Linked DNA regions of Mus musculus: region 2 is linked to region 1. Evidence: chromatin loops called from intact Hi-C (ENCODE). Cell type or tissue: left cerebral cortex. All regions are shown on one strand. Links, peaks and the distances in the headings refer to the core of each region. The heading gives the core; the rest is flanking DNA.

Region 1 (10,126 bases), core at 938-8,937:
GAAGAACAAAGGATAGCTACAGCTCAGTGACATGGCCACACTGCCAAGTCACAGGGTCATCACATCCTCTGGTTTCTCCTTTACAGTTCTTTTCATTTTTGTCTACAAATACGTGATGGTTTGAATACGCTCAGCCCAGGAACTGGCACTATTAGTAGGTGTGGCCTTGTTGGAGTAGGTGTGTCACTGTGGGTGTGGGCTTTAAGACCCTCACCCTAGCTGCCTGGAAGGCAGTATTACAATAGCCTTCAGATGAAGATGTAGAACTCTCAGCTCCTCCTGCATCATGCCTGCCTGGATGCTGCCATGTTCCCACCTTGATGATCATGGACTGAACCTCTGATTCTGTAAGCCAGCCCCAGTTAAACGTTGTCCCTTGTAAAAGTTGCCTTGGTCATGGTGTCTGTTCACAGCAGTAAAACCATAACTAAGACAAAATAGTTGTTATCTGTTTACTGCTTCCTACCAATTCTAGTGATCTTGGCATCTGAAGCTTATTCTCTGATACATTTCCTCAGGAGTTTTGGAAGAATAATAAGTTATTTTTTTTAACATATACTTGAATGTCACAGATTGAGTATCTTAATGGGCCTTCTCTATTTTTTATCCCACATGAAATGATACAATTTAAAAAAAATGACTAAAATCTACATTTCACTGAAAGTCATGTGATGTGTAGTACATGATTTTTATCTTTTTTTCTTAAGGCCCCCAAAATTTACTATGTTGTGTCAACATAGTAAATACCATGGTTCAAGAGGTTCAATAGTTCGTTCGTTCGTTCGTTCGTTCGTTCGTTCGTTCCTTCCTTCCTTCCTTCCTTTCTTTTTGAACTCGGGACCTTCAAAAGAGCAGTCAGTGCTCTTACCCGCTGAGCCGTCTCACCATCTCTAGTCTCTTCTTTCAATCTGTACATTCAAACTTACTTTACTTCAGAAAAACCCTTAAGCTCTTGCATCCACTAGTCCTTTGGTGGTCTTGCTTGGTATTTCCTTTGGGCACAGCTCTTATCCATATATTGCGTCTTCTTTGCTTATAATCATTCGGTCTCAAGTATTATTTCTGCCTTGCTTTCTTCTGAAAATCTTCCGCGTATTTTCCCTTTTTATTTCTCATTATGCATTACCACTGTATTTATTTACTGGGTCCGCTGAAGTTAATTTTATGTCCATGTTTATATCTTGGGTTGTGATGTTCCTGAATTTTTCTCTTTCTCCTTTACGTGGTTCTTTCGTGGTTGGCATAACTCTCTTAAAGTATTTCTGTTCATCCCAATAATACATTATAATTTTCTTCCCTTTGGATTTTTGTTGTTGTGTTCTTACACTTTTTTTTTAAAGTCGGAGTCGGTCTTTCTGGCTTGCTGGCTTGCTTTCATTACTCACAGCCATGCTACGCTGTCTCCTATTCCTAGTCTCATAACTGCGTGTGAGAACCTGATCTCAGCCCTCACCAACATCTCACCCGATGCTGGAGACTGAACCCAGACGCTGACAAATGCTGGGGGAAAGCAAAGCTTAACCCAGTGCCTTTGGTTGGTCGTTTTCACTGTTTTCACTCTCCTTTCCTTTTCTTTCGTGGACTTTCGGAAGGAATCTTCACTCTGGAGCGCTTTACTAATGCCACAAAGTTACCCAGCTTGTTGTGTTTCCTGAGTTGCTAGATGCTATTCCATTCTCTTTGGACACAAAGTGTTACAGTCAAAAAGCCTAATGGCGGCCGGGGGAGGGGCTGGGGATAGGACTGAGCAAGTAAAGCTAGACATCCTTAATCTCATCCAGTAAGCTGTCCTCTGACCCCTGCTGTGACAGCTGTGGCTACCTGGCCCACCAGTGTCTGGAGATTCTACTGTCTCTACCCACCAGGGCAGAAACACTGGGATTACAGACTCAGCTTCTCACATCTGTGCAGCAACAGCTACAGCCACCTCCCCAGCCCATGACATTTAGCATCATTTTTTGTTTTGGTTTGTTTGTTTGGTTGTTTTTTTTTTTTTTTTTTTTTTTGGTATGCATTTAAAACATTTATATGTTGAAATTTATAATTTGTTAATTTCTTTATTTTTATACTAATAAACTCCCACCCCACCCCCAAATTCTAAGATCTGATAAACATTCACTTACGTCTCTATGTGTCCATTCTTTGGTCTATGAGTTCCTCCTTATTTTCTTCCTTCTTCCCTTCCTCCCCTCCCCTCTTCCTTCCTTTCTCTCTTTTTTTTTTGGAGACAGAGTCTTACTATGTAGCCCTGGCAGATTTGGAACTCACTATGTAGAGGAGGGAGGAAGAACCCAGGAGAGCTACAGCTCCCAAGTCACAGGGTCATCACATCCTCTAGTCTTTCCTTTACAGTTCTTTTCATTTTTGTCTACAAATACGTGATGGTTTTAATACGCTCAGCCCAGGGAGTGGTACTACTAGTATGTGTGGTCTTGTTGGAGTAGGTGTGTCACTGTGGGCATGGGCTTTAAGACCTTAGCTGCCTGGAAGGCAGTATTTTGCTAGCAGCCTTCAGATGAAGATGTAGAACTCTCAGCTTCTCCTGCACCATGCCCGCCCTGCTCTCACTTCGATGACCAGGTTAGCCTCAAGCTCACAGATATCTTTCCACCTGTCTCTGCCTCCCAAGTGTCCAATCAAAGGTGTGCACCACGAGACATGTAAAGGAGAAAACGTAGTGTCTTTTCCTCACCCATCACTGCTGCATGGCAGTGATCCCTATGATAGAAATAAATTAGAAAAAAAATCGAATTTATTTAACATGTTAAGCATAGGCTTTTGCATGATATGTGAGCTTTTAGAAATGAAGACATGAGGGAGTGGGGACATCTATGTATTTCTGTGGACAGCTGTGCAGAGCATGATGGGAGAACAGAGGGCTCTGATCTAAGGTATGCAACTCGGGGGCAGAGGAAACAGACTCAGAAAGACCTCTTTATTCAGATTCTCCTGGGCCACCTTGTATGATGTTGCTTCACCAAGGAGCAGTGGGGGTCTGCTTCAGGGGAGAAGGAGCAGGAAGAATTGCAGTTCTTATGGATCCTGCAGGAGAAGGGAACAGGAGGTACTCCCGTCAGAAAGACCTTCTTTCTGTATTCTGTTTTCAGCTCCCTTTAGTCTAAGATCCTCGGTGCTGCCAAGGTGCTGTGTTCCGCGGTGACACATGTTCCATGTCTCTCCAAGGTGAGATTTTAAAGGCCGTGTTCCCACATACTCTTCGATGGTTATCCAGATACTGTTACCCAAGCGCCCATGCGTTGGTGACATCACCTTTATCACACAGTGATAATCACGGCTGGTCTTGAACCTGTGGATCTCCTATCTCAGTCTCCCAAGTTGTGGGTTACAAGTATACGCTGTCATCTCTGAGGATTTACATGGCCTTCATCTATAGTCGGGGGGGGGGGGGCAAAGAAATGCGGTCATTATGTCTGCGATTCATGTTCTTACTGCGAAATGTGAAGCTAGAGAGAGCTGAGCCAAGTCTAAACTGGGGGCACGCACGTTGGGAAGAGGAAAGCATTAGTCCTAACTCCTCAGGGGCAGAGGGCTCTGAGCCGAGGGAAGACACTTAAGACGATAAATATCCCATCTCCCCCCCCCCCCCCAAATATTTGTGAGAGCAGCAGAAAGCTACAGCCGCACTTGTGGTAGGGGGAGGGGCACCCTCTTCTCTCCCCTCAAGTATCCAAGCTCAAGTATCCCAGAGCTGAGGCTCAGTTAGCTTGCCAGTGATGGCCCCGTGAAGAGCCAACCAGGCTGTGTGAAGAAGGCAGGCTCCGGTCTTTCACCTCCAGCAGAATATTTGATATTTATTGATCTCCCTTGGAGTAACAGGGTTAGTGAATTAGTGAAGATTGTCAAAGCTCCGGGGAGATAAACATGAAATGTGTGTGTGTTCTTTCTTCCAGATTAATCTATTGATTACGCCATGGAGCCGCCCCTTCCCACCTATATTTCAGTCTGACTGTTTTGCTTATCAGAATCATTTCTCTCATTGAGATTCGCTTCTCTTCAATTTTAAATTCAAGCCGTATCCTGGATTTGAAGGTTTCTTCCTCTTCTCCTCTCCCATAGACTATATAAACTCCAGGTTTCAGAAGGTTTGGGGCATGGCAGTAAAGAAACGTTTTCACCTTGTCTATCTCCTTCTCTGCTCCCCTGGGTATAGATTGTGGTTTACACAGCTGATCACGTTACCCGAAGGCTGGCCCCGGCATCAGTGCCCAGTCGGCTCCTGATTTGTTGGGAATCATGGGCTCCTTCTCCAGCTGCCCATCAGCCGATGTCAATATGTCATTGATACTTGTGTCTTTATGCCCAGTGCATGCCTGTCCTCTGACAGATCTGTAGGCTTCAAATGCATCCCTCTAAGTAGGAACATGTACCCTGGACCTTCAGCAAACAGGGCACAATTCCAGTCGTCGTCGTCTTCTTCTTCTTCTTCTTCTTCTTCTTCTTCTTCTTCTTCTTCTTCTTCTTCTTCTTCTTCTTCTTCCTCTTCCTCTTCCTCTTCCTCTTCCTCTTCCTCTTCCTCTTCCTCTTCCTCTTCCTCTTCCTCTTCCTCTTCCTCTTCTTCTTCTTCTTCTTCTTCTTCTTCTTCTTCTTCTTCTTATCTTTTAATTTCTAACTTATAAAACCTTTTCTTCTGAAATGCCAGGTCCCTTTAGATCTTAAGATGGCACCCTTTACTTCATCCCTTTGCATGGGCGCACATGTCTCGGGCATCTCTAGTACAGTGGCTTTGATTCTGTGGCCCCATTGAACTATGAAGCATAAGTCTCTTCTTAAGATCTTCAGATCTAATGAAGATGGAGAGCTTTCTAAAACGCCCACCATGTCAGAATAGGTGAAAGACCAGATTCTGGGGTCCAAGTTTTCTCACTGGGATAGGCTTGTTCAAGACTATGGGAAGACAGGAACAGGAACTAAGATGGAGAGAGAGAGAGAGACAGAGAGAGAGAGACAGAGAGAGAGACAGAGAGAGAAGAAAAGAGCCCAGTGCCTAGTGTGTCTAAGAAATTCTCATTAATAATTCTCTCTCACCAAGAGCCTACAGGCCACTGCTAAATTCAAATTGGTCCAAATGTTGCCTGCAGATGGTTGAGTTACGCATTATTGAGGTTAATTCCCAAGCAAGAAATCGGCGTGCTATGTGTTCTAACTATGGCCGTGTGCTCCTGCCTCAGTCAGGTTCTGTACCTTGGCAGATCTGAGGGCACACATAGCTTAGTTAGTGCCATTGAATTCATTTGCAAATAAATAAAAATAAATCTCTTGCTTACTTTTGCTGCATTCTAGCTGCAGAGACTAAAGACCAGAAAACTCCTGAATTATTATTTGATGTGTTGCTATTTTTAACCTACTGCTCTGTGACAAAGTCCCAAGTTGCTGGGTGGTGGTGGTGATGGGGTAGTGGTGTCAATTCACACTGAAGGAGAACAAAGATTCTGAGAGAGCTGACCCTTAAAAACAGCTCCGCAGGCTACTCATTTGTCACGGCTGTATCCCTCTCACCCCACCCTCTGGGGTTCCGATGTCACACTTACTTCCAGATTAATAGCCCAATTAGAAACCTATTGACTAAGGTTGTATTAAAGGCAATGACCCTTCACACTGTAAGCCGGGGCCTTTTAAAAATCGCCCTCACAACCAAAGGCAAGCAGAGGTGGCCTTCCCATTCTTGGATACACTCCGCCCCCTAGTGGTCACACACGCAGCAGCGGAGGGAGGGCTCCTTTGTTTTTCCAATTTTCCTCTAGGGACTTGAGCAGGAACAGGCCCGTCACTCTCTCACCCATCCTTTGAGATACCCAGCTCCCTTCACTGCTCCGAGAGACAATTCCTGGGAATTCTCCAGTGTTACTACTCCATGTTTTTGAAGTTAATTTAGCACATCCATCTTCCTGTATGTTTAAAAGTGCCGGGTGTGGCGGCCTGTGCCTGAAATCCTAGCACTTGGGAGGCGGAGGCAGGAGGATGGGAAGTTCGAGGATAGTTTGGGCTACCATGGTGATCTCGGAGAATCTCACTTCTCTACCTTCAAAAGAGCATAGTGTTTGTTTGTTTGTTTGGATTGATTGATTGATTGTGTTTGGCAGATTGCTAGGCTTAGATCTCCCAGAGGGAAAGAGCTTGGTGTGGGTGGGTCTCTCTGGGTTTTCTGGGGTGCATATGGAAGTAGGGGTCCATCAGTCTTGGTTTCCTATTTACAAGACAGGAGCGCCCCCTCCACCACCACCGCCCCCCCCCATACACTTCAGCAGTGGGTTTTATTTTTCTCTCACTTTCAGACTGTGGGACCAAGGACTGGAAGACCAGCCTTCCCTACGAAGAGGAAGGAGCATGGCGGGCAGGACTTCCTAACTGTCTAGGAGACCCTCTGTTCTCAGTGGGGGCTCACATGCAGTTCCCAGGGCTCTGCCTTAATCACCTGGGCCGGAATCTGTTTGTGGAGGCACAGCCGGGACAACACAAATGAACCCGCAGATGCCCGGCACAGACCTATGATCATGTGACTTTCCCACAAGTCAAGGAATATAAGCAGCCCCAAAGCTGTTAAAGGTAAAGGCCACATTCTCCCCTCCAGCCTCGGGAAGGACTTGGACTCCTCGTTCCTCGTTTTCAGTCTTTAAAATTCACTTTAGGACTTCGGATCTCCAACCCGGTGGGTGATAAATTGGCAAAGTCTGAGGTAAGTCATTATAGTCCCAGGAAACTAATAGAGAGTAAAAGACAGTTTGAGGAATCTTAAATCTGCATTTTTGATGGACTGCAGGTCCACTCTCAGGCACACTAAATTTTTGAGAACAGGAAGTATAGTGAAGATTGAAGATCTGCATTCCATCTGACTCTGGTGTTGTGAGTGGTCTATTGGGACTCAGTTTCCCCAGCTGTAAACAAAGGCAGCTGTGTGGGAAGGCACTTTGAAGGGCTCTTCTGCCTCTGGCTTTGGGAGAGTCTGAGAAACGGCGGAAAGAACAAACCTGGACCAAGAGGTCTCAGCCCTAGGGAATCACTCCTAAGAACATTAATTTCTCAGCTAATTTTCATATAGCACTTCCCATGTGCCAGGTCTCGCTCCAAGCATTTTATTTTTGTGAACTATCCGCAGGGCTATCTAGATACAGCAATCAGCCCAATGTGCAATTAATAATTAAATGCTTTAGGGAGAGGATTTCTAACAAGCCGGTTGTGTGCGTGTGGGGGGGAGTACCCGGGGTGGTACCATCTTCTGCTAATGAAGGGGGCAGACTCCCTGTCTCTGCGGTGAAAAGAAAAATGTCACAAACATTACATGCAGCCTGAGGGGTATGGATAGAAGGGGGAAAGGGGCTGCCGTTGCCAGGCAACCAGCTCATCACTAATCATGTGCATAAAAGCTGTGGGTCTCCTTTTCAGCACAGCTAGTGGGCCTTCCTCCTTGCCCCACCCCCTGCTGCTCCCTCCAGCTGCCCTTTGGGCTCTCATTCCAAGTAGATCCCAGACTGGCCTGGGTCCTCCTCCAGTCTCCCAGGCTTGGCTCTGTCACCAGGACACAAAAATGAGAAGAAAAGCCAGTTGATGGTCGACCCAGCTGAAGGAAGCCTGGCACCCGTCTTCTAGGACACCCTGTCCAGCACAGCTCTGAATGAGCCGTCACCCTGGAGGTTCACTTAGATTTGAGGAAAATCCTTTCTGACCCATGCGTTCAAGGGAGGCTCTTGCTATTTGCTGTGTGGATACTGAGCAAACACGAGGGTCCCTGGGCTGGCTTCTGATGTACTCAGTAAACATTGCCGCTGGATGCAGCCAACTGTCCAATTACAAAAGACTCAACACTCTTCCCCTGGGGGCTCTGTTGTCTTAAAGAGCCAGGACCCAGGGTGACCGAAGAGTTTGCATAGCACGCACCATACAGAGAGTTACTCACTCTGGGGGAAGTTCTGGTCCCATGGGGCCAAGCCATCTTTTGGAAGGCAATCACAGAAGACTGCTTCTGGACCACACAGGTCGGGGAGAGCCAGTTTTAGTAAAGGTGTTTGCATTCTGCTAAGATAACACGCGCTCTAGGAGAACTGAGGGGGGAGGGGGCGTTGCTGGGGGCTATGGAGGATGGGGACACTGAGATGTGTCACTTTGGGTTTGGAAGGTTATTTCAAAAGAGAAGTGGTTAAATACCCTGGCTGTTAAGTATATGTGCCAACTCTCTTACCTTCCACAGCTCCGAAGCTGGTGCTATTCCATTTGGGTCGCTCGCTCGCTTGAGGTTGGAAAAAAAAAAAAAAAAAAAAAAAAAAAAAAAAAGAACAGGTCTTCCTAGGGAATCCAGGAGGGGCTGGCCACACTCCTGAAAGGCTGAGGAGCATGTTCTGGTTCCTGAAGAATGGTTGACACGGGGACATAGCTCAGTAGCCATCCCAATGCCCTTCCCTCCCCTCGCCCACTCCTTCTCAGAAGTGCCCACGGCACATCTTGTACCCTGGAGCTTCTACCCCAGAGATCTGCATGGCTGGAGTCTGCATGGATGACCTACCTCTCTATCTAAAATAAGATCATGGCCTCATTTACTCTCTCCCTCTCTCCTGATTTTCATTTTCTTTTAACACCTGCCTGCCTTTCTTCCTTCCTTTCCCTCATCTCCTTCCCTCACATCTGTCTCTCTGCCTGGCCATCACAAGCCTGTACATGTGCTTTATATGTTTGTTGCTCATCTTGCTGACTCGACTGCGGGCTCCCTGCAGGCAGACTCTTGTCTGTCTCCTCATCTCCTGCATCCCCACTGCCCTGCTGTGCCTGCTGCTGGCAGCCACTGAATGGACAGTAGTTCCTGTGGCTCCCTGTCACCCTCGGAGGTTACAAGTCCCATCACTGAGAAGAAGTTGACGCAGGGATTCAAGAAGTTAGTCACGTCACATCCGCAGTCAGGAGCAGAGAGAGCCAAATGCACCCATCTTGCCTGCTGCCGCTTTTGCTCGGCTAGCTTTCTTCACTCTTAAAACACTGGGTTCTTTACACAGGGTGGGTAAGTGCCAGAGCGTCCTCACCTCCCTCTGGAGGTTAACTGCTGCCATGCCATTCTGGTTGACTCGTAGACATAGGTTATGTCTCTTCATATCCATATACACAATGCTCCCCACCCCCAGCCCCTTCTAATTGGGCCTCACGAAGGCCAAGCTGGCCTGGAACTTGCTATGAAGCAGAGGATGTCTTTGAACTTCTAGCTGTCCTGCCCCCACCTCCTAGATTCTGGGATTATAGGTGTGCACCATCATGCTCTTTTTGGGTGTGCTGGGGCTTGAACCCATGGCTTTGTGCATAGTAAGCATGCACTTTACCAACTGAGCTACAACTCCATCTCCCTCCTGTCTTTCTGTAAGTACTGTGTGCTGACTTGCCACTGCAAACACTCTATTTCTTCTATACCTTCTTGAATCCTTCATGTTTAGTATCTTGAAAATCATGGTATATGTGTTTACATAGAGCTTCCTCATACTCTTATGCAACAGAGTAATATCCCTGCCTGTGGATACAGCTTATTCCCTTGGGTGTAAGGCTGGCTTGCCTCTCACTGTTGTTATTATTTTAAAAGTACAGCAGAGCTGGAGATGTGGTCCACTTGGTAGTGTTTAACTACAATGCAGAAAGTCCTAGGTTCAATCCCCCAGCAAAACATAATAGCCTGGATGTCATGGCGATGCCTTCAATCCCAGTATTCAGGAGGCAGAGATGGGAGGATCCGAAGTTCAAAGTTAACCTCGGCTACTATCCTGGATCCATTCCTGTCGCTGTGATCAACACACCCTGACTGGCTTAGGGTTTCTATTGCTCCGAGGAAACACCATGACCAAGAGCAAGTTGAGGGGAAAGGAAAGGGTTTATTTGGCTTACATTTCCATGTTGCTGTTCATCACTGAAGGAAGTCAGGGCAGGAACTCAAACAGGGGAGGAACCTGGATGCAGGAGCTGATGCAGAGGCCATGGAGGGGTGCTGCTTACTGGCTTGCTCCATACATTTTGCTCTGCCTGCTTTCTTATAGAACTCACAACTCACCTGCCCAGGGTGGCACCACTCATAATGGGGTTGCCCCATCCCGCGCTCCCCCCCCCACCCCAACTAATCCCTAATTAAGAAAATGCCACACAG
Region 2 (10,126 bases), core at 1,336-9,335, 60 kb before region 1:
TAAAAAAAAATCATCAGAACAAATTTAGCCTGATCCTCAACATGTTCGAGAAGAAAGTGGTCTGATAATTAGAAGGTAAGCAAAGACTTAAAGACACTTAAATGCCCTCTAGGGCATTTTTAAAAAGCCAAGAGTCTTTTTATCATAGTCAGAAACTGGACTAAGAACTTGCCAAAGTACCAAGCCCAAAATACACTTCCCACAGTTCAGACCTTACCTCAGCAACATCCGCAAACCTCACTGCTATGACTACCTTTAAGGACAAGGAAAATGATGACAGCGTGGCTTTTCCCCCACCAATTAACCTAGAGGTGCTTTACACTAACCCCATGACTCCGCTGGCTACCGTGCCGCAGTGCACCAAAGAGCCCCGAAAGGAGTTTCACGTGCTTTAAAAAAGAAAAAGAAAAGAAAAACCTTGCATCCAGAACTCATCTCAGGGCCTGCCTTCCTAACACCGGCTAACACTGCTTCACCAGGAAACAAAACCCGGGTCCAAGGGCGGGCGCGGAGTGCCGCAGGCTTCCAAGCAGACGCCCAGCACGCCTAAAAAGAAGAGAGGTGACTTACCAAACTCACACACGGTCCCCGCTGCTCGCCCCAGCACAGCAGCCGCGCTCGCCACCGGGAGCCCCCGGCACAGCTCCAACCACCGCCACCCACTCCGCTCTGCTCTCCCAGGCATTGGGGCCGAGGGCTCGGGACGGTCCCACCGGCTGGGGTGTGGGGCCCGGAGCGGTCCAAGCGGCCGCTGCCGCCGCGGGGCTGGAGGCGAACCGAGGAGCCGGACGGTCCGCGAGGGCACCCACGCCTCGGGAAAGGTTGAGGTAGCCCGGGAAACTCGGAGGGCTGAGAGGGCGGCGGCTGCAAGGCCGGCTCCTCCTCCGCGGCCCGCCCTCCTCGGCCGACACGCCGCCCCCTCAGCCCGCCGTCCGCCACTCCCGAGCGGACCGCGCGCGTCCCGAGCCCCGGCGAGGCGCGAGGCAGGAAGTCCCGCCTCCCCGTCCTACGTCATCAGCACCGCGCGCCGCCCAAGGTCCGAGCCGTTGGTGAGAGGAGCGGGCTGACGGTTACGCGGGTAGCTGTTGCCGCTGTGGGGGAAAAAAAAAAGTGAGGATGCCACTCTGGGACGTCCCTGTGGGCCGCACCGAAGCCCGCGAGCCCGGGGAACGGCAGATGTCACCTCACGCCCGACTCCCGGTGGGCTGAGGGACTCTGTGCCCTTGTCACACTTCCTTCTCGGAGGGCTTGGACGGTGCTCTTCGCCGCCACCTCTGTTCCCGCCCGCCTTGTCATCGTGCCTGCTGGGCGGATTTTCCGGGCTCTGGCACCCAGTCAGCCTGTGAGTGCGGAGTCGCCCCCAGCTTGCCACCAGGGAAGTCAGGTCAGGACCTCCTTCCTGCCCCAGGCCCATCCTGTAGGCCCGCCTGCTCTTAGGGGTAATATAACAGGGTGGGCTCCTGGTCTCCAGGCTGCAAACTAAATTGACACTTGGTGACAGCTTTGATAATATTTGTGACCTAAAAGCTAAGGTAAATTAGGCTTTTCGCGTTTCAGGGTGGGCGATGGGAGAAACATGCATCCCGTCTATACCCATGCTTGCTGAGTGCCTCCATACTGTGGCCTTGGATCGCCACAGTGCATTATGAAGCACAGCTTATCTTCACCTCTCATGAACATGCAGGAGATGACTAGATCCGGGCTCTGGGTAGAGTGGTAACTGAGCTGTCACCATTTTTTCTAGAAATGAGGGTGCATACTATTATGGGTAGGTTATATAAAGGAGGTATGTGGGAGACACATTCACGATCAGAATAGAGAAAGCAGAAGTCCTGTGTGTGTGAGAGACATTGACAGTAACAATTTGCTGAACAGTCCTATATCAAGTGCCGCAGCATTTTTATAGATTATCTTAATCCCTAGTTCTGTAAATTCAATTAGGCGTTACGGATTCCCCAGATCCTGAAATCAAATCAAATCATTTGTAACCAGTGGAAATATCCGTTAAAAAAATAAAATAAATTAAATAAAATAGAATCACTGGAAAGTGAGGAGAAGACTGGAGAGATGACTAACAACTGAAGAAAAACTTTATTTCTCAGAGAAGAGTAAATGCTAGATGAACATTTAAACCGTTAAAAATAGGAGAAAATCCGCAGTGGTGAGATGTCTCAGTGTTTAGAAGTGCTTGCTGCTTTCCCAAAGGACCCATATTAAGGTCCCTGAAGCCAGGTCCTGCTGCTCAAATTGGCCTGTAACTACAGCTCTCAGGATCTGATGCCTTTGGCCTCTGAGAACATCTGCACCAACTCACATAAAGACACAGATTAGTATAAATAGCAATATTTTTAAATAGAAAATCAAGGTGTATATATTAATAACCATTTGTCTTAGTGAGGGTTTCTATTCCTGGACAAAACATCACGACCAAGAAGCAAGTTGGGGAGGAAAGGGTTTAGTCAGCTTACACTTCCACCCTGCTGTTCATCACCAATGAAGCCAGGACTGGAACTCAAGCAGGTCAGGAAGCAGGAGCTGATGCAGAGGCCATGGAGGGATGTTCCTTACTGGCTTGCTCAGCCTGCTCTCTGATAGAACCAAGAGTACCAGCCCAGAAATGGCACCACCCACAAGGGGACCTACCCCTTGATCACTAATTGAGAAAATGCCTTACAGCTGGATCTCTGTGGAGGCACTTCCCCAACTGAAGCTCCTTTCTCTGTGATAACTCCAGCTGTGTCAAGTTGACACAAAACTAGCCAGTACACCTTGTGATTAGAAAGGCCTTATCCAAGTATGAAATAAACTACAATAACAAAAGTTGTAATGCATCCTCAAAAATTGAAAAAAGAACCATAGAAAAATATATTCATAACATTTGCAAAGGAAAAATATTCCCAACATACAGCTCTTAGAAAAATCACTTATAAATTTCAACACCTAAATAATAAAAATTGACAGAGAGGTGGCACGTGTTTGTAATCCCAGCACTCTAGTCACTGGGATAGGAGTTTGAGGTCATCTTGGGCATATAAGTAAGACTTTGACAAAAAGAGAAAATTGTCCAAATATGACATTCTCCAAGAAAAATACCCAATTAACAAATGAAAAGGTATCCACCTTCCAAACAGATCTTTTGCTGACCAGTATTAACAGGACTGTGGAAATACAATTCCTTTGTGACCACTAGTGTGAGGGCGATAATTGTACACCTGACTTAATATAAGCATTGTCCTCTGTCGCACTTAAAGGAAAAAAAAAAAGGATTCCTAAGGATATTGTTGACTCTCATGTTTCTATTACATACTCATGATGTATAATAGCACTAGAACAGAAGACAATTATGGTGTGTGTATACAATAGAATACTCTTGACCCATTAAAACATTCGATTGCATATGTCCATGGAATCTGGGTCATATTTGTCCAAAAGAAAAAGCAAAATACAGATCACAGTGTACAGAATATGAATGCATATATGATGGCAAATATGAGTACAAAATCTAAAAGAATATGAAGCTGCTTTTTATCTTTTGGATGTTTTAACCTTGTTTAAGTTTTTTTTAATTTGTGAATTTATTATTTTATGAAAGTGAGATCATGTTATGTTTTTTAATTATAAGATGTGCCAGGGAAAGAAGCAGCTGACTGCCGGCCTACACCAGTGTGCAACCTTGGGATCTTGGGATTTTTTGTTGTTGTATTGCCATAAATTCTACAAACTTGTAGACCTGACTACTGACTCACCACATATCTTGATTCTGACTTTTTTTCTTGAATGCCCTCCTGTATTCTCTATGTTCTTCATGATATTTTTCACCGTATCTTGTAATTCCCCCTACCCCTGGATTATTTTTGCTCTTTCTGTACATATATCTTTCTGGTATGTATTACACATTTCCTTTTTCTTATCTATCATTTGTTTATGTATTTGTAAACTCACAAACTATTCTAGTCCTAGTGCTAATAGAACTATGTTGAATTTAAAGAGATACTTGGGTTACTTATGCTAGTAATAACTAAAATGAAACAGAAACTGCCATGAGGCTGGAGAACTCACATTTGCCATTGTGTGTGAGACCCAGTGGAAGGCAAAGCAGGAGCTGACACAGAAGGAATAAAACATTCAAGTAACTCAGTACAGAACACATTGAATTTATGATCAAAACACTGACAGGGAACTCCAGGCACATACGGCTGTACTAATGAATTTCATCAATACCTTAGGTAAAGCGTTCCGGTGCTACCCTGTTTCAGAAAAACAGCAGTTTCATGAGTTCAACATAATCTTAGTACCAAAATATGCCAATAGTGTTTTATAAGAAAATCACAGACCAATATTCTTCATAAACATAGATGTTTAAATTCTTAAATATTGGCAAATCAAAGTTTGCAACATAGAAAATTAACATGACCACAGACGATGAAATGCAATACAGGACAAGAGTTCATAACATTTATGGAACAAAAATGAAAGCCATAGCCCCATAGATGCAGAAGAGTGTTTTACAAAATTCAAAACCCAAGGCCGGGCATGGTGGCACACGCCTTTAATCCCAGCACTTGGGAGGCAGAGGCAGGTGAATTTCTGAGTTCAAGGTCAGCCTGGGCTACAGAGTGAGTTCCAGGACAGCCAGGGCTACACAGAGAAACCCTGTCTCAAGAAAAAGAAAAAAAAAAAAAAAAAGTAAAACAAAATTCAAAACCCAAGGTTAAGTCACGGCAAGCTAAGAACAGAAGGGAACTCCCTCGAGGAGTTTGGTTATCTTTTGAAAACTTTGTGGTAAAATAGGAAATCGGATTGTGCTAAGATCAGGAATAGCATTAAGACAAAAGTTTCTATATCAGGTAAGGTAGCACTCACTGTAGTCTCAGCTACTTAGGAAAGCAAGGTGTGACAATGATTACTTGAGCCTTTGAGTTCAAGACCAGAGCAAGATCCTGTCTCAAAAAAGAAAAGAAAAATGTTTCCATGTTTATGCTGAGGACCTAGGAGACCCAGTAAATGTAATTAACCAAAAAGAAAGGCTATAGATTAGAAAATTCAGCTCCTGGTGTCAGAACTTGTTCCAAAGCTACAGTAAGATTGCGCCGAGAGATTACTCTGTGAATAAAGTGCCTTTTGTTGCAGAGGCATGAATCCAGCTCTGCACCACCCATGCAAACGCTCGGCACAGCAGCTCACAGCTGTCGTCCAAACGCTCATGGTTCTCAGGCAGATCCTGAGGCTCACGGAGCAGCAGACTAGACAAAACAGCCAGATTCAGATTTAGTGAAAGGCCCTCTCAAAAAATAAGATGGAAATGGGTAGAGGAAGACACCTAACATAAACCTCTGCTTTCTACACATGTGGGCACAGGCAAGCACAGGGAGAGATGCTCATGTGCACACGCGCGCGCGCACACACACACACACACACACCAGTACTGTTATAAATATAGATTGTGTAGATAAATGAAACATAATTGAAGAATTTAGAAATGTATATTTATAATCAGTTTATTTTCAGTAAGGAGGCTGAGATATGATAGGAGAAAGAATGAATAGTACTGGGAAAACTAGATATAAGGGAAATAGGGAACCTACCGTAATGCAGTTACAAGTGTTTTAAGATGAACCAGAGACAGACATGTTGCTTCCAGTGACATGTCTGGGTCCGTGGCCCTATCAAAGCTAGGGTCTGAGTTGATGTCAGAGGCCCTTGTTACCACCAAAGGCCATACAGCTCAGACAACAAAGGCCTAGTCTGCACTATCTGAGGCCAGGTTGATATCTGAGCACTGTGCTGAGCTGGCTCCACTCCTGTCTGCCATCACTGGAGGGTGAGCTTGCACCATCCCTCACAGGGCTACAGCATTTGGGAGAGCTGGCCCTGCACCTCTCCTTGGCAGCACAATAGAGCTGGCCCTGGTGTCATGGGGGTGAATGAGAGCCTGAGATCTGGCCATGCCCCTTCCCAGCTTCAACTCAGAGCAAGATAGCCAGGGCAGTGCTGGAGATCTTAACTGTGGTGGGGTAGATGCAGGAGAGCTGGTGGGCTGACCAATTCAGCTATTACCAAGGCCCAGATCCAGTGCTTTGAGCTGGCCCACGCCAACATCTACCCTATCTATGAACTGCTACAGCGTGGGAAGGGTCTGGTCCTGCAAATCCACAGCTTCAGGATCTCCATGACACAGGGTAACAACAGGGTATCAGAGAGGAGTCTCAGTGAGGATCCAACACTTATAATGTAGCAGAAGCCAAACCTCAAGCTAGACCCATGGCTCATTGGAATGATCATTTGCAAACAAAGGTGTGCGCAAAGGATATACTGCTTGACACACTGACACAATTGCAGCTTCCATGATATGTTTTTATTGTTTTTTTCCTTTGGAAAGGTGCAAGAGTGGAGGCCGTATACAAAGGGACAATGAGGTGAGTGGGTGAGGTGCATGAAGTGAAATTCACAAAGAATAAAAAGTTTAATTTTTTTTAAAAAAAAGACCTGGACCATATGAAATTCTGTCTCAAAAAAATGAACAAATGACCTAAGCCTTTAAATGATTAAGTAATAAATTTTATGAGTATCTTGATAAAGAATGTTCAATAATCTTTAGTGACAAGAAATGCAAGTTTAAACTATAGTGGATTCCGTTCCATTCCACACATGGAGGAGCTAAAGTCAATCCTGTATAACCCAAATGTCAGTTATTATATAAAGCAGCTGGGACTCGCACATCACTGGTGGTTACTGTAACATACGTTAAAAGCTGTTTTGCAGTTTCTTTAAAGTTAAACATCAATCTAACCTATGTGTGATCCATTAATCTCAGTTACTTGACTGAAGTGAAATTCAAGTTTGCAAGAAAACTACATGTTTAGAACAGCCTTATTCATAACAAAAAAATCGCCACATTACTATCAGAGGAACACAGATAAAATATGAAAATATAAAAATACATATAGTCTCACACTAGACAAGTCAGCAATAAAAGGAACATGCTTGTCAATATAACCAATAACATGGGCAAATCATTTTATAAACAGAAGAAGCTAGGCATAGCAAAGTACATGATATTTTGTTCCACTTGTACAGAATCCAAGAAAAAGAAGTCTTATATATTTCAAGGTGATTTTAAGACACAACAGCATGGTAAGAAAAAGAGTCTAAAGGCTCTGAATGATTAAGAGGTTCTATATTTTGTCTCAAGTAATTAAGATAATACTGTTGTTGAAATTCACAAACTGGGTAAGATATGTACATTTTATTCTATATTAACTATACCATAATAGTTTATATACTTAAAAGTATTGATAGACAAATCAAAACAACCCTGAGATTCCATCTCACACCAGTCAGAATGGCTAAGATCAAAAATTCAGGTGACAGCAGATGCTGGCGTGGATGTGGAGAAAGAGGAACACTCCTCCATTGTTGGTAGGATTGCAAGCTGGTACAACCACTCTGGAAATCAGTCTGGCGGTTCCTCAGAAAATTGGACATAGTACTACCAGAAGATCCAGCAATACCTCTCCTGGGCATATACCCAGAAGATGTTCCAACTGGTAATAAGGACACATGCTCTACTATGTTCACAGCAGCCTTATTTATAATAGCCAGAAGCTGGAAAGAACCCAGATGTACCTCAACAGAGAAATGGATACAGAAAATGTGGTACATTTACACAATGGAGTACTACTCAGCTATTAAAAACAATGAATTTATGAAATTCTTAGGCAAATGGATGTATCTGGAGGATATCATCCTGAGTGAGGTAACCCAATCACAAAAGAAGTCACTTGATATGCACTCACAGATAACTGGATATTAGCCCAGAAACTTAGAATACCCAAGATCCAAATTGCAAAACACAAGAAAATCAAGAAGAAGACCAAGGTGTGGATACTTCATTCCTCCTTAGAATAAGGAACAAAATACCCATGGAAGGAGTTACAGAGACAAAGTTTGGAGCTGAGTCAAAAGGATGGACCATCCAGAGACTGCCCCACCCAGGGATCCATCCCATAATCAGCCACCAAACACAGACACTATTGCATATGCCAGCAAGATTTTGCTGAAAGGATCCTGATATAGCTGTCTCTTGTGAGGCTATGCCAGTGCCTGGCAAATACAGAAGTGGATACTCACAGTCATCTATTGGATGGAACACAGGACCCCTAATGCAGAAGCTAGAGAAAGTACCCAAGGAGCTGAAGGAGTCTGCAACCCTATAGGTGGAACAACAATATGAACTAACCAGTACCCCCAGAGCTCATGTCTCTAGCAGCATATGTAGCAGAAGATGGCCTAGTCGGCCATCATTGGGAAGAGAGGCCCCTTGGTCTAGCAAACTTTATATGCCCCAGTACAGGGGAACACCAGGGCCAAGAAGTGGGAGTGGGTGGGTAGGGGAGCAGGGTAGGGGGAGGGTATAGGGGACTTTAGGGATAGCATTTGAAAAGTAAATGAAGAAAATATCTAATAAAAATTGAAAAAAAAGTATTGATAGAAATTATGCCTTCTCATTCACTTAAATACTAATGCCTACTAGGAAGATAACTCCCTTCCTGATATCAAGATACCCCAGAAATCTGATCAGCACTTAGGAAGTTGCTTAGTGTTCCTACTTTCAGGGGGAGTGAAGCACAAGTCAGCCTCCAGGATCAATAGGTAGAAATTCATGGCTTTTGTGAGATAGAAAATATCCATTTGAAAGAACAGTCTGATGAAAACACAAAGGAAATTATTTGAGAGAAGGAAAGAGACCAGCAAGAGGGGAGAAGAAGGCTGATAAGACAGCTTCACCAGTAAAGGCGTTTGTCACACAAGCTTGAGTCTGATCCAGTGAACCCACCTAAAGGGGATAGGAGAGAACAAACCCCACAAAGTTGTCCTCTAGCCTCCACATGTGTGCCATGCAAAATAACTATAGCCAGGTATGGTAGCACATGCCTTTAATGCCAGCACTGGGAAGCAGGTGGAGTTTGAGACCCTTCAAGGTCAGCCTGGTCTGCAGTCCAAGTTCCAGGACATTCAGAGTTATACTGAGAAATCCTCTATCTAAAACCGTGTGTGTGTGTGTGTGTGTGTGTGTGTATGTGTGTGTGTGCGTGCGCACGCGCAATATATATGTAATATATGTGTTTTACATATATATGAATTGTACTGAGTATATCCAAATTTTTTGTTGTTCTTTAATTGCATAGTATTTATATTATAGTAGGCATAAGTGTGTCATAACAAAAACTTGAAATGATCAAGAGTTTATTGTGCTATTGGGGGGGGTGTATTGTGGTGCATAATGAATTGGCCTGTTGCTTTTGGGCCACTAGTGAGGTAACATACAATGGCAAGGAATGCATAGTTCAGTGTTTCTCAACCAATGGGTCATGACCCCATTCATAGGGGTCTCCTAAGATAATCAGAAAAACACAGAAATTTATAAAAGTAGCAAAGTTAGACTTATGAAGTAGCAACAAAAATAATTTTATGGTTGGAAGCCACCACAACATGAGAAACTGTATTGAGTATTTGTAGCATTAGGAAGTTGTTGATAACCAGAATTGCTCAAGTTCATGGGTGAGAAGTGAAAGAGAACTAGGAAGGGATGGGCTGGGGTTCCACTACTCTCTTTTAAGGGCATACCTCCGACACTAAAGACTTCCCATTGGGCCCCATCTTGTAAAGGCTCTACTATCTCCCAAGGGTACAATACACTGTTTGCCAAGCGAACTTTCAGGAGAGCATTTAGGATCCAGATTATAACAATAAATAATATAGTTATAATTTTAAAGAATACAAGAGAGTATATATTATATACAATTACATTTTACAAAAGGGATATAAACACCTGTAAATTTTCTTATCCATAGAGCATCTGGGACTCAATCTCAGGTAGACAACATTACACACACACACACACACACACACACACACACATTGTATATGAGTACACTGTAGCTGTCTTCAGACACACCAGAAGAGGGCATCAGATCCCATTACAGGTGGTTGTGAGCCACCATGTGATGCTGGGAATTGAACTCAGGACCTCTGGAAGAGCAGTCAGTGCTCTTAACTGCTGAGCCATCTCTCCAGTCCTGGATAGCACTATATTAACCACAAGGAATAGATTCAAACTGCAGGA

The links. A loop is a pair of places that touch in the nucleus more often than their neighbours do. Peaks named below come from ENCODE experiments on the same cell type or tissue, not always from the same donor. Only the 100,000 strongest peaks of a DNase experiment are listed, where the experiment ranks them.
Region 2: it touches region 1 in a loop (2.3-fold over the local background); 3 of 42 quality-filtered maps call a loop at or near these places.

Annotation. Positions count from the first base shown.
Region 1 is chr10:94,619,354-94,629,479 of GRCm38, reverse strand. Gm32898 (a long non-coding RNA gene) reads left to right here and starts at 5,776. Exons shown (of 5, transcript XR_001779842.1): 1 at 5,776-5,908; 2 at 6,294-6,564. In left cerebral cortex, for the core only: CTCF peaks have their summits at 5,501 and 5,704 (motif pointing left); DNase peaks (open chromatin) are centred at 5,707 and 7,610.
Region 2 is chr10:94,679,491-94,689,616 of GRCm38, reverse strand. It overlaps Cep83os (centrosomal protein 83, opposite strand), which reads left to right and starts at 1,004. Exons shown (of 3, transcript NR_015524.1): 1 at 1,004-1,384. Cep83 (centrosomal protein 83) reads right to left here and starts at 827. Exons shown (of 16, transcript NM_029852.2): 1 at 571-827. In left cerebral cortex, for the core only: no CTCF peak of the experiment used is centred there; DNase peaks (open chromatin) are centred at 1,686, 2,140, 2,563 and 5,176; H3K4me3 peaks cover 990 bases; H3K27ac peaks cover 1,011 bases.